Linked DNA regions of Homo sapiens: region 2 is linked to region 1. Evidence: chromatin loops called from intact Hi-C (ENCODE). Cell type or tissue: heart right ventricle. All regions are shown on one strand. Each heading gives the region's core, and the rest is flanking DNA. Links, peaks and the distances in the headings are about the cores only. Region 1 has its middle 19 kb from the start of CRABP1. Region 2 has its middle 22 kb from the start of IREB2.

Region 1 (8,940 bases), core at 249-8,248:
TCATCTCCCTTGTCCCTTAGGGGGTCTCAAATCAGACTGCCCCAACTCTACTACAACTCTCAGAGCCTCAGTCTTCTCTGCTATCAAGTGGGACTTTACTACATATTTAAAATATTGTTATGAGGTTTAAATTTGTCAATGACTATAAAGCATTTAGCACATAGTGGGCTCAACAAATGCGAGTCCATTTCTTCCTTTTGTTTCAGTATCTTAATTCCTGCTCCTCGTACTGAAACCTCGCAGGGTTACTAGAGGCTCAGACAAGAACACTGACCTCTCTACAAAAGCCTCGGGCTGTACCGGAGTCCCACTGTTGGGCCTGGGAGCTGGGCTGTGCATCTGTGGATCCTTCTGCCCTGAAATCCAGATCCATGTTTGCTTGGCATGCCGTCTTCCCTCCTAACTCAAGGCAGAGAATTCAAGTTGGGTTAACTTTCCCTGCTATTAACATTTCCACAAATGCTTTCCCAGCTATTTTCATCAATTCTGAACAATTTTCTTAAGAAGAAAGGGAAACGCCCTCTCAGCTTCAGCCTCCTGCTCCTCTGGGTTCTCTGGCAGATGAACTTCTGTTTGCTCATCTGGGACTCCGCTCAGCTCCCTGATTCCTCTCCCCGCAGAACAAGGTGGTCTCAGTAAGTAGCCAGATCCACTACCCAGTGGTGCAGGTTGCACCTCTCTTTCTGAGTCTCCCAGGCAAGTGTTCCGGGCCTGTCTCCTGGCCCCAGAGCTCTTCTCTCTGCCTGGTGGAGGCCATTTGGTCCTCGTGTGGGCTCAGTCCCTCTCCAGTCTCTGGGCTGATGCTGTCCATGGTTGATACTGATGGGAGGAGCCTGCAGCTGTCATTTACCTCAGTGACTTCATTCAGGTCAGCCTTGCTGTGGGCTTCTGTGTGACCTCCAGCCTAGAGGAGCCCCTCTGTCTCGTGAGAAACAGCCTCTGGCCCCGTTTCCCCAGGGCTTCATAGTCTATTGGGGCGATAGGCATGTCGTGAGATGATCACAGCCCAGTGTAGCCAGGGCTCTGCAGGAGCAATGCAGGAGGAACTCAGGGAAGAAACAAATAAAGGAAGAAGCACTGAAGTTTTCCCAGATGAGTCAAAGACAGTGTTCTAGTTATCTCCTGCTCCAAAACATAGTGGCATAAAACGACCATCTATGCTTCCAGATTCCATGGCTCAGGAATTTGGATAGGACACTGCAGGGTGTGTCTTCCCTGCTCCGTGAGGCCTGGGCCTCAGCTGGGGTGACTCTAATGGCTAGAGGTGACTTGAAGAGTTGGGCTGGGTTGGCTGGGCTGGCTGAAGAGTGGGCTCAGCTGGGACTGTCGACCAAAGTGCCTACTTGTGGCCTCTCCAGCCTGGTGGTCTCAGGACAGTTGGACTTTTTACATGGTATCGGGGGTTCAAGTGTGAGTGTTCCCAACGAACAAGGCAGAAGTTGCATGGCCTTTTATGACTCAGCCTAAGATGACACATAGCATCACCTCCAACATACTCTATTGGGCATAGCAGTCATAAGACCAACCAGATTCAAGCGACAGGGACACAGAATTCATCTCTTGAGACCAAAATCTTGCAGCCATGTTTTAAAACTGCCACAGAAGTTTCTGCAGAAGAGGTAACCCTTGAGCTGAATTTTGAAGGCAGAGTAGAAGTTTTCTGGATAGACAACATGGTGAGGGTGTCCTAGGCTGAGGGATCAGGATATGCAAAGGCCCAGGGGCACAAGAGTGGACTGACTGCATGACATGTCATAAGTCCCACAAGACTTCCCAGGAGCTCAGCACACAGACCCTTCCTGCCAACTCAGACAGCCATTGCTGGCTGGTCCTTCCCCGAGTGCTAAGAGCCTGCTGTGCCCCAGGGCCCGTCAGCCGAAGGCTCACCCAGATCACAGGTTGAGTGGCAAGTCCACATCCCAGTGGCCTGGCCTCACCTGGCTCCTGAGGCTGTGGTGAGCACGCAGGGAGATGCCACCTGGGAACAGCTTTGAATGAAGTTCAGTCAGACTCCATGCCTGTGTTCTCATCTCCAGCTCTTGACTTAGAAACCCGAGGCCCAGCCAAAGCTTTCTTGGTTTGGTTTTTCAAGGTACTCTGTGTCCATTGGCTTGAATCCTAGCAATTCTTTCCATAATGCTTAGTCCTTTTGAGGGAAGCATAAAAACTCAGACTAGATTAAGCAAAAAAGGGAATTTATTCATTCTTGTGAATGGAATATTCCAGGAGCAAATCCTGGAGTTTAAACATCAGAATTCTCTTTGTTTCTCATCTGCTCATTTTTGTGTGTTGGCTTCGTTTTCAGGCAGAGTCTCCCGCAAAGTACCAGTGATGACCCCACAGTTCTAGGCTTACCTGATCCCCGTAGCCAGCAAACCCAGACGAAAGAGAGCACCTTCTGCCTAAATGCTCCGGCTGCGGTCCCAGAGAGGGCTCTGATTGGCTTAGCTTGGATCACATGCCTGTCTCAGAACTGATCACCATGGCCATGAAGCTGCAGTGCTGTAATTGGCTATGACTGAATCAAGGGCTGACCCCTGTTAGGCTTATGGATTAGCCCCACAGTAACCACATAGAATCACTTCCTTTCTAGAAATAGGGGCTCTGTAACCTGAAGAGGAAGGGAAAATGTAAAAGGCAGATGAAATTTAGTGGCCACAGCCCCAGGGCCACTAGTATAGTTGCACAATTTGTGCACTGCATAAAGCAAGGATAGAGTACCCTCCTTGTCTGCCCAGAAAAGGTCTCCTTTTCTAATTCACACAAAAGCAGCCCCATGGATGCATGCCCAGCTTTGCAAGGCCTACCCCACTTTCCTTTTCCCTGTGCTCCAGCACTGCCTGGAATACTCCACCCGCTTCCTCCAAGTCCTAGTTCCAGTGCCTACTGCCCCGTGCATTGGCCAGGATGAATCTCAAGTTCCCCATGTGCCCACAGAATTACAACTTCTGCTTTGGTCATGGTTGTCCAGCTGTGGTTCTTTGTCTATCTCCCTGTCTGGCCTCAGACAGGTTCCACAGGGACAGGGGGTGTATCAAAGCCAGGGAGTGTATCCGAGCCCTCCCAGGCCAGGTGGAGGAGATGCACAGGTAGGATCTGCTTGGTGGGTGGGAAGGAAACAGCATTGTTCTCATTGCTGCCCCAGACCCTCTCCCGGCTGTTCCCTGCACATCCTCAATGAGAGGCTATTGGCCTGATCTATGCACCCCCTGTGTCACTTCTACTAGCTGCTAGAGACAAAGCTGAAAGGAAGGGGTCTTGAAAGATGCACCCGCAGGGCCACCATCCAAGGCTGGGCTCCAGACATCAAGAGCCCTTCTTCAGGAGGCCTCAGGGGAAGAGAAGGTGGCTGGGCTCCATCTGGCTTCACTGAGGCTGCCAGGCAATTGCTCTAGGGCTCAGCTCTAGCTCCTGATGAAAACCAGATCTGGGAGCTTGGAGCCTTTGGTGAAACTGGATACCTGTCAACGTAGGCAAAGGAAATACACTGTGGGAGAGAGGCTGGCTGGCAGCCGGCAGTGCTAGGCTGGGCAGTAAGGTTGGGCTTTCCTTCTGAAAGGCCCCGAGGAGCCCTTGCCATGTGGGGTGATGACAGCCCTAAGAAACAGGAGCCCCATGGAGACGGGAAAAGCACACCCACTTCTCCGTCACTTTCCTCCCTCTTCCCTTCTCTTTCTCTGTTTCATTTATTCAGATAGAAGACCTGGATTCAATCCCAGTACTAATTTTTATTCACTTTGGGTGAATTATTTAACCTCTCTGAGCCTCAGTTTGATCATCTGTAAAGTGGGAGTGAAAACAGTAGCTACCTAGTTGGCTTACTGTAGGATGAAAGGTGAAAATGCAAAGTGCTTAGCACAGGGCCTGGAACATAGTAAGCCCTTATTAAATGTCAGTGATCATTATGCTTTCTCCCTCCCTCCTTTTCTATGAAAAAGTTATTTCATAGAAATAACTTTTCTATGAAATAACTTTTTTTTATTAAGCCATAAACATAATACTTGATGACCATAGTAAGGAAAATATTTTGTGTCCCTAATGGCTGATGGGATGGCAAGAGCATTGGCCCTGGAGTCAGACATCCTGAGGTTGTAATCCCAGCTCTGCCATTTACAAACTGGATAATTTACTCAAAGCACTTAACTTCTTTGAACTTCAGTGTCCCCGTCTGTAAAATGGGGACAGTCCTGATACCTGCCCTGCTTAGACCCCCGGGTTGCTATGCATCACATATAGGATACATTTGCAAAGGGGCACCAGAAACCATGCAGAGACATACACCTTGGTAATTATTATTTATGCTTCTAATGTTGTGCTTTCCTTCTTGCTGTCTCCTTTTCTCCTGTTTGGTTCTTCTTTCCCTTTTTCCAGTCATGAGTCAAATAAACTTTGTGGAGTCATAGAGTGTTAAAGCTGGAAAAGACCTCTGTGACCATTGGTTCAGTGATTCTATCAGAAATCACCTGGGGAATGCAAAGAAATTAAGATTCCTGGGCTCCAACCCAGACAAAGAGAATCAGAATCTCTTTTTAAGTGAAAACTTGTTTTAATTTACAAAAGTCGTACATGCTCATTATAAATGAATCCCAACCATACAGAAATAATGAGAGTAAAACGGTCTCTCAGAGGTAACCACTCTTAGTGGTTTGGTGTGTGTCCTCTAGGGTTTTGGCTTTTTTTTTCTTTCCCCTGGAAAGAGCTAAGCATATAGCTTTTATTTTTCCCATTAAACTAGATCCCCACTCACTTAAAAAAACAAAAAACCGAATATAGCTTAGACATCTTTCCACATCAGTACACATATGTCTACCTCACTCTGTTCTACAGCTGCAGAGAATTCCATTGTGTAGCTTGTTGTGGATGACTTAACCCTTTCCCTGTTGGTGGATATTTGGGCTGTCCCTGGTGATTCACATGCAGCCCTCCCAGCCACTGCCCATGTTTAGCAACCTCTGCTTTCTACAGATGGGCAAATGGAGGCCCAGGGAAGGTACAAGAAAGAGCAGGTAGCTTCACGGAGCAAATTAGTGGCAGAGCCAGGACTTACAACCCTGGTTTCCTGGCATGCTCTCTGCATTGAACTATACTACCACATTCAGCAAAAACAAACATAACAGCAACAATTTTTTTGAATGGCGATAAAAGGAACTCAATAACATTTTTCTGAACCTATTCCTAATAGTAGGAAAGAGAAAAAAAATCCTCAATTTTATTTCATGTATTCTGAGGATTGGATGTTTTCCCAAACTTTCTCAGGGTTTTCACTTCTCATTATGTTCTTTGTAAGAGTTCATAACTCAATAATTTTTTCCTACACATTGTTTCTGAAGCCAATTTTTTTTTTTATGTTAGTATCTCCAAATCCCACTTCCCTGGAGCATGGCTATTCTGAGAGACCTTGGTCAAATTCCACTTTACGAACCCAGCTCCCCCTTCACTCACCATAATTGATGAGTTTTCCTGGCTTGTGAAAACAAACGGAATTATAAAATTGTGACTGTCATCTATTTTTTTTATTAAGTAAATTCCTCGAAGTCCTGCAGGTAATTTTCCCAGAAAGATGAATTACCCACTTGTAACAAATATAACATGTTTGCAGAATCCTTGTGAGAATTTGCTCTTTGCCCAGAAATTATGCTTAATCTTCCTACTACAGAATGGAATGTTAATCCTGCCTCCAATAAGCTAATGGAGATTTGATTGGAAGTGACCACTGCCCATCAAGTCCCGTTCTCTTTGAAGCAGTTGTCCTCACAGCCTGGTGCTGAGTTACAGACAAATATTTCCAAGTCTACTGCCCCGACCTCCATCCCCTGCCACAAATGGATTGGTCAAAATCCACTCCGATTTCTGAGTAAAAAGGAAGAGATGTCATCCTCAGATAGCTGAACACAGTGCTGGCAACATCTGAATACTGTTTAGCATTGTCTTGGGCAGAAGATAATGGGAACAAAGGAGTACAGAGTAACTTTTTTTTGTTGTTGCGTTTTTGAGTTGCGGTCTTATGGCATCACCCAGGCTGGAGTGCAGTGGCGCAGTCACAGCTCACTGCAGCCTCTACTTCCCAGGCTCTAGCAATCCTCTTACCTCAGTCTCCCAAGTAGCTGGGACCACAGGTACATGCCACCACATCCAGCTAATTTTTAAAATTATTTGTAGAGATGAGGTCTTGCTATGTTGCCCAGGCTGGTCTCGAACTCATGGGCTCAAGCAATCCACCCACCTCGGCCTCCCAAAGTGCTGGGATTATACGTGTGAGCCACAGAACCCGCCCCAGAGTAAGTTTTTTGTCTGTGACCTGCCTCTTGGGAACTAAAACTCTGGCTTCTCTCTTAGAATCAAAAGTAGGCCCATCTCTTGGCCCCCAGATTGTGGTTTCTAAATGCCATTGTCTCCTAAAACAACTAGGCTCCTCGGAAAAATGGCTGATTCCAGGTCTGGAACAGGAAATGAGCTAGAGTATCTTATTAGAATAAATAGCAAAGAAGTTATCAGAGATACTAGGGTCCTACCAAGACTCAAGAGCCAATATAAAGAAGCTCCCAGTGGCCAAAGATGGGTCACTTTCAGCATCAATGAGGATAATAACTACGTTGAATTGAAACATATCAAATATGTTTTAAATTACAAAAGTCATACATGTGCATTATAAGTGAATGTCAACAATACAGAAATAATGAGAGTAAAACGGTCTCTCAGATGTAACCACTCTTAATGGTTTGGTGTGTGTCCTCTAGGGTTCTGGTTTTTTTTTTTCTTTTCCCTGAAAAGAGCTAAGCATATAGCTTTTATTTTCCCATTAAACATATCAAATGTGTTTCAATCCATAAATTAATAATGATATTAAAAAAGGAAAACAATGGCTGGGGCACAGTGTCTCATGCCTGTAATCCCAGCACTTTGGGAGGCTGAGGCAGGAGGATCGCTTGAGCCCAGGAGTTCGAGATGAGCCTAGGCAACATAGCAAGACCCCTATTTCTAAAAAACAGTAAATTTGTTTTAAATTAGCCAGGCATGGTGGTGTGTGCCTGTAGTCCCAAGCTACTCAGGAGGCTGAGGTGGGAGGACTGCATGAGCCCAGGAGGTCAAGGCTACAGTGAGCCATGATCATACCACTACAATCCAGCCTGGGCAACAGAATGAGACCTTGTCTTAAAAAAGAAGAAAATAGAAAACAGAAAAATGCATTGGTCACTTTTGAAGGATGCCAGGAAAACCAATTCATTGCTCTAAAAACTGGTAAATACAGGGAAAGAATCAAGTATTTATTCTGTCTTTCCTATGCATACTGTACCTCAGGATAACCACATAGTAGATGAGAGCAAGTATTTCTTTTTTTTTTTCTGAGATGAAGCCTCGCTCTGTTGCTGAAGCTGGAGTGCAGTGGTGCGATCTCGGCTCGCTGCAACCTCCGCCTCCCGGGTTCAAGCAATTCTCTGCCTCAGCCTCCCAAGTAGCTGGGATTACAGGCACCCGCCACCACACCCAGCTAATTTTTTGTATTTTTAGTAGAGACAGAGTTTCTCCATGTTGGCCAGGCTGGTCTTGAACTCACCGATCAAGTATCTTTTTATGGAAGTATTCCAGCTCATAAACGAAGGAGGTAGAATTAGAATATCCCCATGTTTCAACCTCTAATGAGAACTATAAATGTAGCCAGTGATCACCAATGGCTGTTAACGTCATAGAAAGAGACAACCAGGGCCAGACACGGCAGCTCATGCCTGTAATCCCAGCACTTTGGGAGGCCGAGCGGACAGATCACAAGGTCAAGAGATCAAGACCATCCTGGCCAACATGATGAAACCCCGTCTCTACTAAAAATACAAAAAAATAGCTGGGTGTGGTGGCACGTGCCTGTAGTTCCAGCTACTCGGGAGGCTGAGGCAGGAGAATCGCTTGAACCCAGGAGCCGGAGGTTGCAGTGAGTCAAGATCATGCCACTGCATTCCAGCCTGGCGGCAGAGTGAGACTCTGTCTCAAAAAAAAAAAAAAAAGAAAAGAAAAAGAAAGAACGAAAGAGACAACCAGGTGATTTCAGTCTTCCTAAGGGAGCAGAGCATATCACCTATGAAGTATTCTTGCCAAAACATCACCCTTGAGTCTGGCTGAGCTTCTAGAGCTACCAATCTACAGAAAAATACAGAAGACAAAGAACATGTTAAGTAACACCGCAGAAATACAATCATCAAAATCTAGACTGTGTGAAGCTCTGCAGGACAAACAACGAGTTTCTCCACAAAATACAATACAAAAAATAAAATGAGGCAGAGGAAAATTTATAGATTCAAAGAGATTTATAGTTATTTCAATCTTGATTTGAGCAAGGAGGTAAAAAAGACAATCAGGAAAATCTGAACACTGGTAGGATCTTTGATGATATTAGGATTTGTTAATTTTAAGGTGTGATAACATTTTTATTGTAATTTTAAGGGAATTATTAACATTTAGAGATATAGGTAGATTTTTTTATTTTTTATTTTATTATTATTATTGTTGTTTTAGACAGAGTTTCCCCCTGTTGCCCAGGCTGGGGTGCAGTGGTGCCATCTCGGCTCACTGTAACTTTCGCCTCCTGTGCTCACGCCATCCTCCCACCTCAGCCTCTGGAGCAGCTGGGACTACACGCATGCGCCACCACGCCTGGCTGATTTTTGTTTTTGTTTTTTTTTTCTTAGAGATGGAGTTTCACCATGTTGCCCAGGCTGGTCTCGAACTCCTGGGCTCAAGTGATCTGCCCATCTCAGCCTCCCAAAGTGCTGAGATTACAGCCACGGGCCACCACACTGGCCATCCTCTTGATCTTGACAAGCACCTGAAATGATGGTCTTGGCCAAGTCATTTCCTGTTTCTGAGTTCCATCTCCTAGCAGTTGGAATTGCTTAAAACGGGAGAGAGGCTCTGATGGGTTGGTTTAAGCACAACTGCCCACCCAGTGTA
Region 2 (8,940 bases), core at 359-8,358, 57 kb before region 1:
GCCCACGAAGGGGGTCAAGGTCAAGGGAACCATCCCATCTCATTATCATGGTCTAATATGCTGCACATTTAACTCATTTGTTTGTTGTCTATTTCCTACTAGAACATAGGTTCCATGAGGCAGGGACTTGGTTGTTTTGTTCACTGCTGTATCCCCAGCCCCTAGAATTGGCACATGGTAGGTGTTCAATAAATATTTATGGGAGAAAAAGCATGAATCAAGTGATCCTGCAGGCAAGCTCAAAGAGAGACGCAACTTGTCTCTCTGAACCTGGAGTGGGAAACATCAGAGGCAAAGATACCTCTATTGATTCTGGTCATATTCACCTCTGTGACTTCCGTTAAGTGAGCGCTTAAATTTTCAAGTTAAAAAGGTTTTTCCCCATTGAGGGTGTATCTATGGTGTTGGCAGGAGGGATGGTGGAAAATTGCTCAAGCAGCAGCAAAAAGCAGAAGCCAGACAAGCTGAGGCTCCTCCAGTCCATGCGGTGGAGAGACCTAGGGAAGGTTTCTCATTCCTGGGTCAAATGTCACATAACCTAGTGCTTTTTCTCTCTTAGTTTTAAAACTGCCTTTGGAAAATTATGACAGTAAGAGAAATCTGACATAGTTGACTCCATCTTGCTTCTGACTTCCAAGCTGTTCTTGGTCATTCCTGGGTATAAGTCAAGTTAACCTTGGGAAGAATTCATAGTTTAACTTGAAAGCAAAGATGATAATAGTCCCTTCCTAAAACTAACTCCCTCCTCGCTCAGGGACTGACAACAGCCTATGTCAGACTAATGAAAAGCCATAAGAGGCTAGGTGCAGTGGCTCACATCTGTAATCCCATCACTTTGGAAGGGGGGGAGGTGGGCAGATTACTTGGGGTCAGGAGTTCAAGACTAGCCTGGCCAACATGGTGAAACCCCATCTGTACTGAAAATACAAAAATTAGCTGGGCATGGTGGCACATGCCTGTAATCCCAGCTACTCAAGTAGGTTGAGGCAGGAGAATCGCTTGAACTAGGTAGTTGGAGGTTGCAGTGAGCCGAGATTGTGCCACTGTACTACAGCCTGAGCAAAAGAGCAAGATTCTGTCTCAAAAAATAATAATAATAATAATAAATTTTTTAAAAAAGCCATTAGAATATGGGAGGGGCTTGAACTCTGCTAGAATGTAGGGATAACTTCTATAATCCCTAAAACATGAGCAGTAATGCTCAGGGGTCACGTGGCCAGAGGTCACAAGACTTGTGACTTTCCTAATTGCTCCTATAGATAACATCACTATTGTAGAACCTAAGATTAGATTTTTTTGAGATGTTTTCCAGACTGACCCTACCTGGACTCGTGACTCATGACTCAACTGGTCCTGTGGCCCCACCCAGAGGCGGGCTCTGTGCATGAGGACTGCTTTCCACACCCTTGTAATTTCATCCCCAACTAATCAGCAGTACCCATTCCCTAGCCCCCTGCCCACTAAATTGTCCATTAAAACCCTAGGCCTCTGAGCCTTCAGGGAGACTGGTTTGAGTGATAACTCTAGTTCTCCTGTCTGGGTCAGCCTCGTGTCAGTTAACTTGCTCTACTCCAATGCCACAGTTCCAGTGAATTGATTTTGTCTGTGCAGCAGGCAGGAAGAACTCATCTGGTGATTGCAGTTTTAGGACCCAGAATACCTTTGTGTGTTCTTAAAACAAGAAGCTTTGTCCCTGGAAATGTAATGACTTGATCCTGACATTCAGAGAGAAGGGAGATTAACATAATGTTCATGGAAGGAATTGAAGTTTGGTTCCATAGCTCAGAGCATGCCACATCCCTCTCCTATGTTCTCCCTTTCCATGCCCTCGCCATCACCTCATGTGGGGCTGGATTTCCCTGGCCTCCTGACTCTATCTGTAACAGCCAGCTGAGCTTCCTGAGGCACCAAATTGATGACAGCCACTTTCCTGTTCAAAACCCCCAGTCTGTGCACAAAAGATCAAAGTCTAAACTCTAGCTCGGCTGGGCGCGGTGGCTCATGCCTGGAATCCCAGCACTTTGGGAGGCCAAGGGGGTGCTGATCACTCGAGGTGAGGAGTTCGAGACCAGCCTGGCCAACATGATAAAACCCCATCTCTACTAAAAATGCAAAATTTAACCTGGTGTGGTTGCGGGCGCCTATAATCCCAGCTACTCGGGAGGCTGAGGCACAAGAATCGCTTGAACCCAGGTGGCGGAGGTTGCAGTGAGCTGAGATGGTGCCACTGCACTCCAGCCTGGGTGACAGCAGGAGACTCAGTCTCTAAATAAATAAATAAATAAATAAATAAATAAATAAACTCTCCAGCTTGATATTTGAGCCCTCTCACCTTCCTGGATCTTCTGCGTCATCTCACTGAGTCATCTGCTTTCCAGGGGAAGCAGGCCCTGAGCTTCCCCACATCAGCCTCTGTTTCTGCTGTTCCACCCTCACCCCCCGTTCATCTCCCATGAATGCCACCCCCTTCCTCTCCAGCTAGGCAAACCCACCCATCCATCACCCTGCACCCTTTTTTTCCCTGAAATCTTCCCAATCTTTCACACCTCAATGTCACTGCTTCTCTCTCAACATGGGTGACATCATTATTGCAGCCTTCCTGACAGCTCTTCCGGCAGACCCATGGAAGGGCTCTTTCAAACCAGGCACTGCTGAGCAAAAGGGAGGCCGGGTTGGAAGGATTTGGCAGGGCTACTGAGGACCCTTCAGCACCACTGCCTCCCACTAGGCCCATCTCTTGAGGCCCTCCCCCAGCCTCTTGGCCTTTGAACTTTCAGAGCCCTGCCCTACACATTCTGCCTGCTCTTTGTCACCCCATTCCCCGAGCTCAATCTTTCATAATGTAAGCATCTATCTCCCAGCACCGGGTATATCTGTAGTATTGAACTTTTTTTTTTTTTGAGGCAGGGTCTCGCTCTGTCACTCAGGCTGCAGTGCAATAGTGTGATCTCAGCTCACTGCAGCCTCTGCCTCCTGAGTTCAAGCAATTCTCCCACCTCAGCTTCCTGAGTAGATGGGACTACAGTCATGTGCTACCACTCCCAGCTAATTTTTGTATTTTTAGTAGAGACGGGGTTTTGTCATGTTGCCCAGGCTGGTTTTGAACTCCTGATCTCAAGTGATCTGCCTGCCTCAGCCTCCCCAAGTGCTGGGATTGAGGCATGAGCCACTGCACCCAGCTGCGTTGAACATTTTCTATTTTTCATACAATTCAGCCCAAAACATAAGCCCACTACTGTATCTGGTACTCAGCTGAAGAAGCTGCTGTCTATCTATGCTGGAGGAAGAGCTGGCTGTATTGATCTTATTCAAAGATATTTTTGTCATGCAATAATGCAATATATAGAAAACCTAGAGGATTTTCAAGGTCATTTTGACTAAATAGGATTTTTACTTTAAATGCTGACTTTAGAACCTATGCCTGTATAAGATGTGGCTCTGCTATGCAGAGTTTGTGAGATTATTAGGAAGTATGACTCCATTTGGAAAAATAGCTGCTCTGAATAGGTAGAGACCTTTGCAAACTGTCTCTGAATCCTAGGATGTCTTCTCCTGTAGGGCATGAGCCTTGGGAGGAAGCTGGGAGCTGATTCAACTGATGCGACAGTGTTCTGACCCCTTTTTGTCAAATGAAGCAAGTGAGGCCTGAAGGAAATAATGTATACAGTGGTCCATTTCCAAGAAAATGTGCCTTAAATCAGCTTAGGTTAGCAAACTACATAAGAAACAGGATATACTAGGCCCCTGCTTGGATAGCCGATGCCTGCTTGTTGTGCGCAGCCCCCTCACCACCCCCTGCCGCCTTAGTTGCCCTCACCCGAACCAAAGAAGTTTAGTCTAAAATGAAAGTTTATTAGTCTGCAAAATAGCTTGCTTTGTCTGTTCTTATCAGCCTGCCCAGCTACGTAGGTCGTAAGTCAAACACTTAAAGAGCCCCTGAGCTAACTAGGATTGCGATGCATTGTGGGCTGCAGCAAAATGCAGCAAGACAACCCTAAAGAAAACACCTAAAGCCCCTATCCAACAACCAATAGACGACGTCCAGGAAGATTGTGACCCCACAGTACTCAAGCCTATGAGGAACAGGGGAAGGGACCTGCTCACTAGGGTATAAATTGCTTGTTAAAACTGTGCTGGGTGTGTCTGCCCATCAGACACCCAATCTTGCAAGACTATCATTAAAAGTCTCACTTTTGCTGATCTCCAGGTCTCCGAGTTCATTCTTTGGGTTTGGACAGGTAAGTTTGTTTCTCACAAGGCCCAGAGAAAGGAAGCGACTTATCGGAAAGTCTGAAGGAGAAGACAGCAGGTGAGACCCAGCTTGGCAAATTGTCACAATCAGGACACCACCATGATCAGATACCACGACTGCTGCTGCTAGCTGAAGAGTCACTCTGTGCCTGCCACCATCTATACTAGTTAATGCCTCATGCTCTGCTTCTTAATACACATAAAGCGTGTGACTGGACACTGGAATTCTCAAGGGCCACTGAAAAATCAGCAGACCCAGCAGAAGTATGGCCTCCTCCTCACCTTCCGTGCAAGCCCATCTGATATGCTGAGCCCAAATCACACCACAAATCCTGCTACAGGGGAGTCTGGGAAATACAGATCTGAGCTTTCCAGCTTCCTCAGTGGAGGAAGGAACACAAGGAGAATGAAATTGATGCTGAGCACCAATTCATCATTATAAACTTGTTTCTGTTAAACAATTAGCTGCAGTAGATTCAGATTCAAGTGTCTACAAATCAAAACCCCTGTCCCACACAGGTTCTGTCTCTGGTGAGAGTGTCCCTTCTCACTTCCTCCAGGAGATGCCTGTTCCATTGTGTGACAGACTGTCTATGAAGATGTTTTCTTTTATGTTGAGCTGAAACCTGTGCTCATCTGGTTCTCACCTGTCCCAACTTTGCTTTCTGGGACCAAACAGAATGCATCGACTCCTGTTTCCTTTTAACTGCCCTTTGGCGATCCGAAGATGGTGATAGTAATGTTCCCCATACTGTTCAGCAGCGCTGAAAACACTGGTTTCCAAATGAAAAAGCACTGAGGCAAGCCAGGCACCAGTGTAAAGGTGAAGAGAGTTGTGGCATTAAAGAGATGACAAGGGCAACCATTCATTGTCTTCCACTGAGGGGAGAATATATTCACCTTGTCTTAACAAAGGTAAAAACCACAGCCAATCCACAACTCCCAGGCTACTAAGAGGCTGTAGAAACCAATTAATTCAAAATGCATTATATACCATGCGCTAAATTGGTCACCAGAGGGAGTCTAGGTATAACAGGATCTTTGGCTAGAACCATCATTATGACAGTTTGTATTTGGAGAGCTTTTTCCTTCTCTCATCCAAAGGAGTCCCAGCACCTTGCCACCACCACCTGTCTCATTAATGAACACACTATCTCAAGTGAGCGAGGCAGGTGGCCAGTCTCATTATCTCACTTTTTAAAGAAGGGCACCTAGAGGTCAAGTGACTTTTGTTTCACAGCACGCTAATTAAAACCTTCTGTAGCTGTTATTCGCAAGTTCATGGGCTCCTTAAAAGCTTTGTCAGTGATTTCAAAAGCCTATTTCACTTACTGACTGCTTTAACACTCCCATTAAGAAGTGAAGTGAAAAACAAACCAAAAAAGAGCAGTTTTGTTTTCATTCTGGTTATGTATGAATATGTCAAAGGATTTGGTTAAAAAAATTAACTGCCTACTGAGGCAGGATTTATTCATTCACAATCTTGCTGGTTTCTCACTTTGAGTAAATATTATGGACTATACAAAGACCAAGACCTTGGCCCCAAGCAATTACATTTATGGACTATAATTAAATGTTATGAACTATAAAAAATCAGGACCTTGGCCCCAAGAAATTACAGGTGGGAAGGCTATAGGGGTGGGCTAGAGGAGGATAAAGCCATTTTTGGCTGGGGTGATATGGAAATGCTTCGTAAAGAGATGGCAAAGGATGGGGGAAAAAACAAAGAAAGCAGTGGGCATTCATTCCCTACTGTGGGGCATCCTGGGCACCTGGCCAAGGCGTGCTGGATGCCCAGTTCTTGTCCTGCCTCCTGCTCTGCTCCCCAGGCTCTCACAGATTCTGGTGCATCCCACCATCTTTCCAGCAAATTCCATTTTGGCTTAAGCCAGCCTGAGTCTCTGGGCGGTACCAATGAGTGAACAAAGTCCTGGAGGAGGAGAAGACCAGGACTTTCAGTGGATTGGACAGAGTAGATTTGCAATGGTAAGGTGTGAACTGCCAAATCTTCTTCCAGATGGTTCCAAGTACCAAACTCACATTTTAAAAGTGTGCTGCCATCATATAAAATGTGACCATTGGAGGAAGCTGGGTAGAGGGTACATAGGATCTCTCTGTATTTGTTTGGCAACTTTCTGTGAGTATAATTACAGCAGGTCCTCAGGTAATGTCATTTTGTTCATTGTTGCTCCATTTTGTTTCATTATAATGTTGATGAGAAAAAAATGGATTCCTGGCTGGGGTCACTGTCTATAGGGAGTTTGCACATTCTTCTATATCTGCCCGGGTTTTTTCTCTACTTTCTCTGGCTTCCTCCCACATCCCAAATATGTGCACATGAGGTGAATTGGCATGTCTACATTGTCTCAGGACGAGTGTGTGTGTGTGTGCGTTTGTGCGTGCACACACCCTGCGATGAGATGGTGTCCTGTCCAGGGTGGGTTCCTACCTTGCACCCTGAGGGGCCAGGATAGACTCTGGCTGCCTGTCACCCTGAACTGGAATAAGCAGGTTGGAAAATTAATGCATGAATAAATTAAAATTATTTTAAAATAAAAATTTGGCTGGGTGCGGTGGGTCATGCCTGTAATCCCAGCACTTTGGGAGGCTGAGGCGGGTGGGTCACGAGATCAGGAATTCAAGACCAGCCTGGCCAACGTATTGAAACCCCGTCTCTACTAAAAATACAAAAATTAGCTAGGCACGGTGGCGGACATCTGTAATTCCAGCTACTTGGGAGGCTGAGGCAGGAGAATTGCTTGAACCTGGGAGGTGGAGGTTGCAGTGAGCCAAGATTGAGCCACTGCACTCCAGCCTGGGTGACAGAGCAAGACTCTGTCTTGGGAAACAAATAATAGTAAATAAATAAATAAATAAATAAATAATAAAAATTCATGAAGTGTATGATAATCATCCAGAAGTTCAGCAGTATACACTGCAGTACAAAAGTGCTCAGCAAGCTCTCTGGATCTGAGATTGTTTTGGAACTCCAACTCCATGGTGGTAGGAGGTGCTCCTTACAATGTTGACTTTGCAAACATTTGTTCCTTGATTTTATTTTTTAACATTTTTTATTTATTTATTTTTATTTATTTATTTTGAGACAGAGTCTCTCTCTGTTGCCCAGGCTGGAGGGCAGTGGCATCATCTCAGCTCACCGCAGCCTCTGCCTCCTGGGTTCAAGCAATTCTCATGCCTGAGCCTCCCAAGTAGCTGGGATTACAGGCATGAGCCACCACACCCAGCTAATTTTTGTATTTTTAGTAGAAACGGGGTCTTGCCATGTTGGCCAGGTTGGTCTTAAACTCTTGACCCCAGGTGATCCACCCACCTCGGCCTCCCAAAGTGCTGGGATTACAGGGGTAAACCACAGCGCCTGGCCTTTTCCTTGATTTAACCCATCACTATGACGGCTGTCACACACTGATTCGCCAAAAATGGGGTAATTGCCTACTTTTTTTTATTACTCTTTGTTAAATGCATGTATAGCTCACATTTATTTTGATGTTTAATATTATAAGTGTTTTGGGTCTTTATTTAGAAGTTTGGTGATATTTTAATGACCAGAAATGTGCCATAAGAACTTAACTCTTATTTCTATCAATTAGCCTGTAGTGGCTGGGCTTGGTGGCTCACACCTGTAATCCTAGCACTTGGGGAGGCTGAGGCAGGCAGATTGCTTGAGACCAGCCTGGGCAACATGGTGAAACCCTGTCTCTAAAAAAAAAACAAAAATTAGCTTATAGTAAAATTGGTTTTCTTATACATCATTTCACTAAAGTCATGGGTTACAAAAACCTATTGACAACATTAAGTGAGAACTCACTGTATTTTTAAAAAGGTTTTTTGGGGTTGAGGGAAGGCTGAGGCAGGAGGATCACCTGAGCCCAAGAGTTCAAGTACAAACTGGGCAACATGGTGAGACCCCCCCCCCCACTCTACTAAAAATAAAAACTTAGCCAGGCATGGTGGTGCCTGGAGACCCAGCTACTTGAGAGGCTGATGTGGGATGACAGAACAGGTGAGGATGTGAGAAATTGCCTCCTGGATCCACTACTGCCTGAAGTTTACTCTTACAAACTGCTGGGATGTGATGTGTGGGTGTGTTGGCCCCAACTAAAAAGGCCAGGGGAGAGGTGAAGGGACAAAGATGGTGTCTTCGTCCTTTTGAACTGTCATAACAAAATACTATAAATGAGTAGTTTAAACAACAGATTAACAAACGTATTTCTTTTCCTTTCTTTCTCTCTATTTTTTTTTTTTTTTTGAGACAGGATCTTGCTCTGTTGCCCAGGCTGGAATGCAGTGATGTGATCTCAGCTCACAGCAACCTCTGCCTCCCTGGCCCAAGCAAACCTCCCACCTCAGCCTCCTGATTAGCTAGGACCACAGGCCCAAGCCACCACATCTGGCTAATTTGTGTGTGTGTGTCTTTAATAGAGATGGAGTCTCACTATGATGCCCGGGCTGGTCTTGAACTCCTGAACTCAAGCATTCTCCCTACCTCAGCCTCCCGAAGTGCTGGGATTACAGGCATGAGCCACCTTGCCTGGCCAGAAATGTATTTCTCTCCGCTCTGGAGATTGGGAAGCCCAACATGAAGGCGTTGGCATATTCAGTGTCTAGTGAGAGCTCATCCTCTGGTTCATGGATGGCGACTTCTCACTGTGTCCTCACATGAATGACAGG

What was found. A loop is a pair of places that touch in the nucleus more often than their neighbours do. Peaks named below come from ENCODE experiments on the same cell type or tissue, not always from the same donor. Only the 100,000 strongest peaks of a DNase experiment are listed, where the experiment ranks them.
Region 2: it touches region 1 in a loop (2.1-fold over the local background); 5 of 110 quality-filtered maps call a loop at or near these places.

The regions. Positions count from the first base shown.
Region 1 is chr15:78,355,084-78,364,023 of GRCh38, reverse strand. No RefSeq gene overlaps it. Among named protein-coding and RNA genes, the nearest start is that of CRABP1, 19 kb to the right of the region's middle. In heart right ventricle, for the core only: no CTCF peak of the experiment used is centred there; a DNase peak (open chromatin) is centred at 3,369; H3K27me3 peaks cover 1,427 bases.
Region 2 is chr15:78,411,926-78,420,865 of GRCh38, reverse strand. No RefSeq gene overlaps it. Among named protein-coding and RNA genes, the nearest start is that of IREB2, 22 kb to the left of the region's middle. In heart right ventricle, for the core only: a CTCF peak has its summit at 5,274 (motif pointing right); no DNase peak of the experiment used is centred there; H3K27me3 peaks cover 957 bases.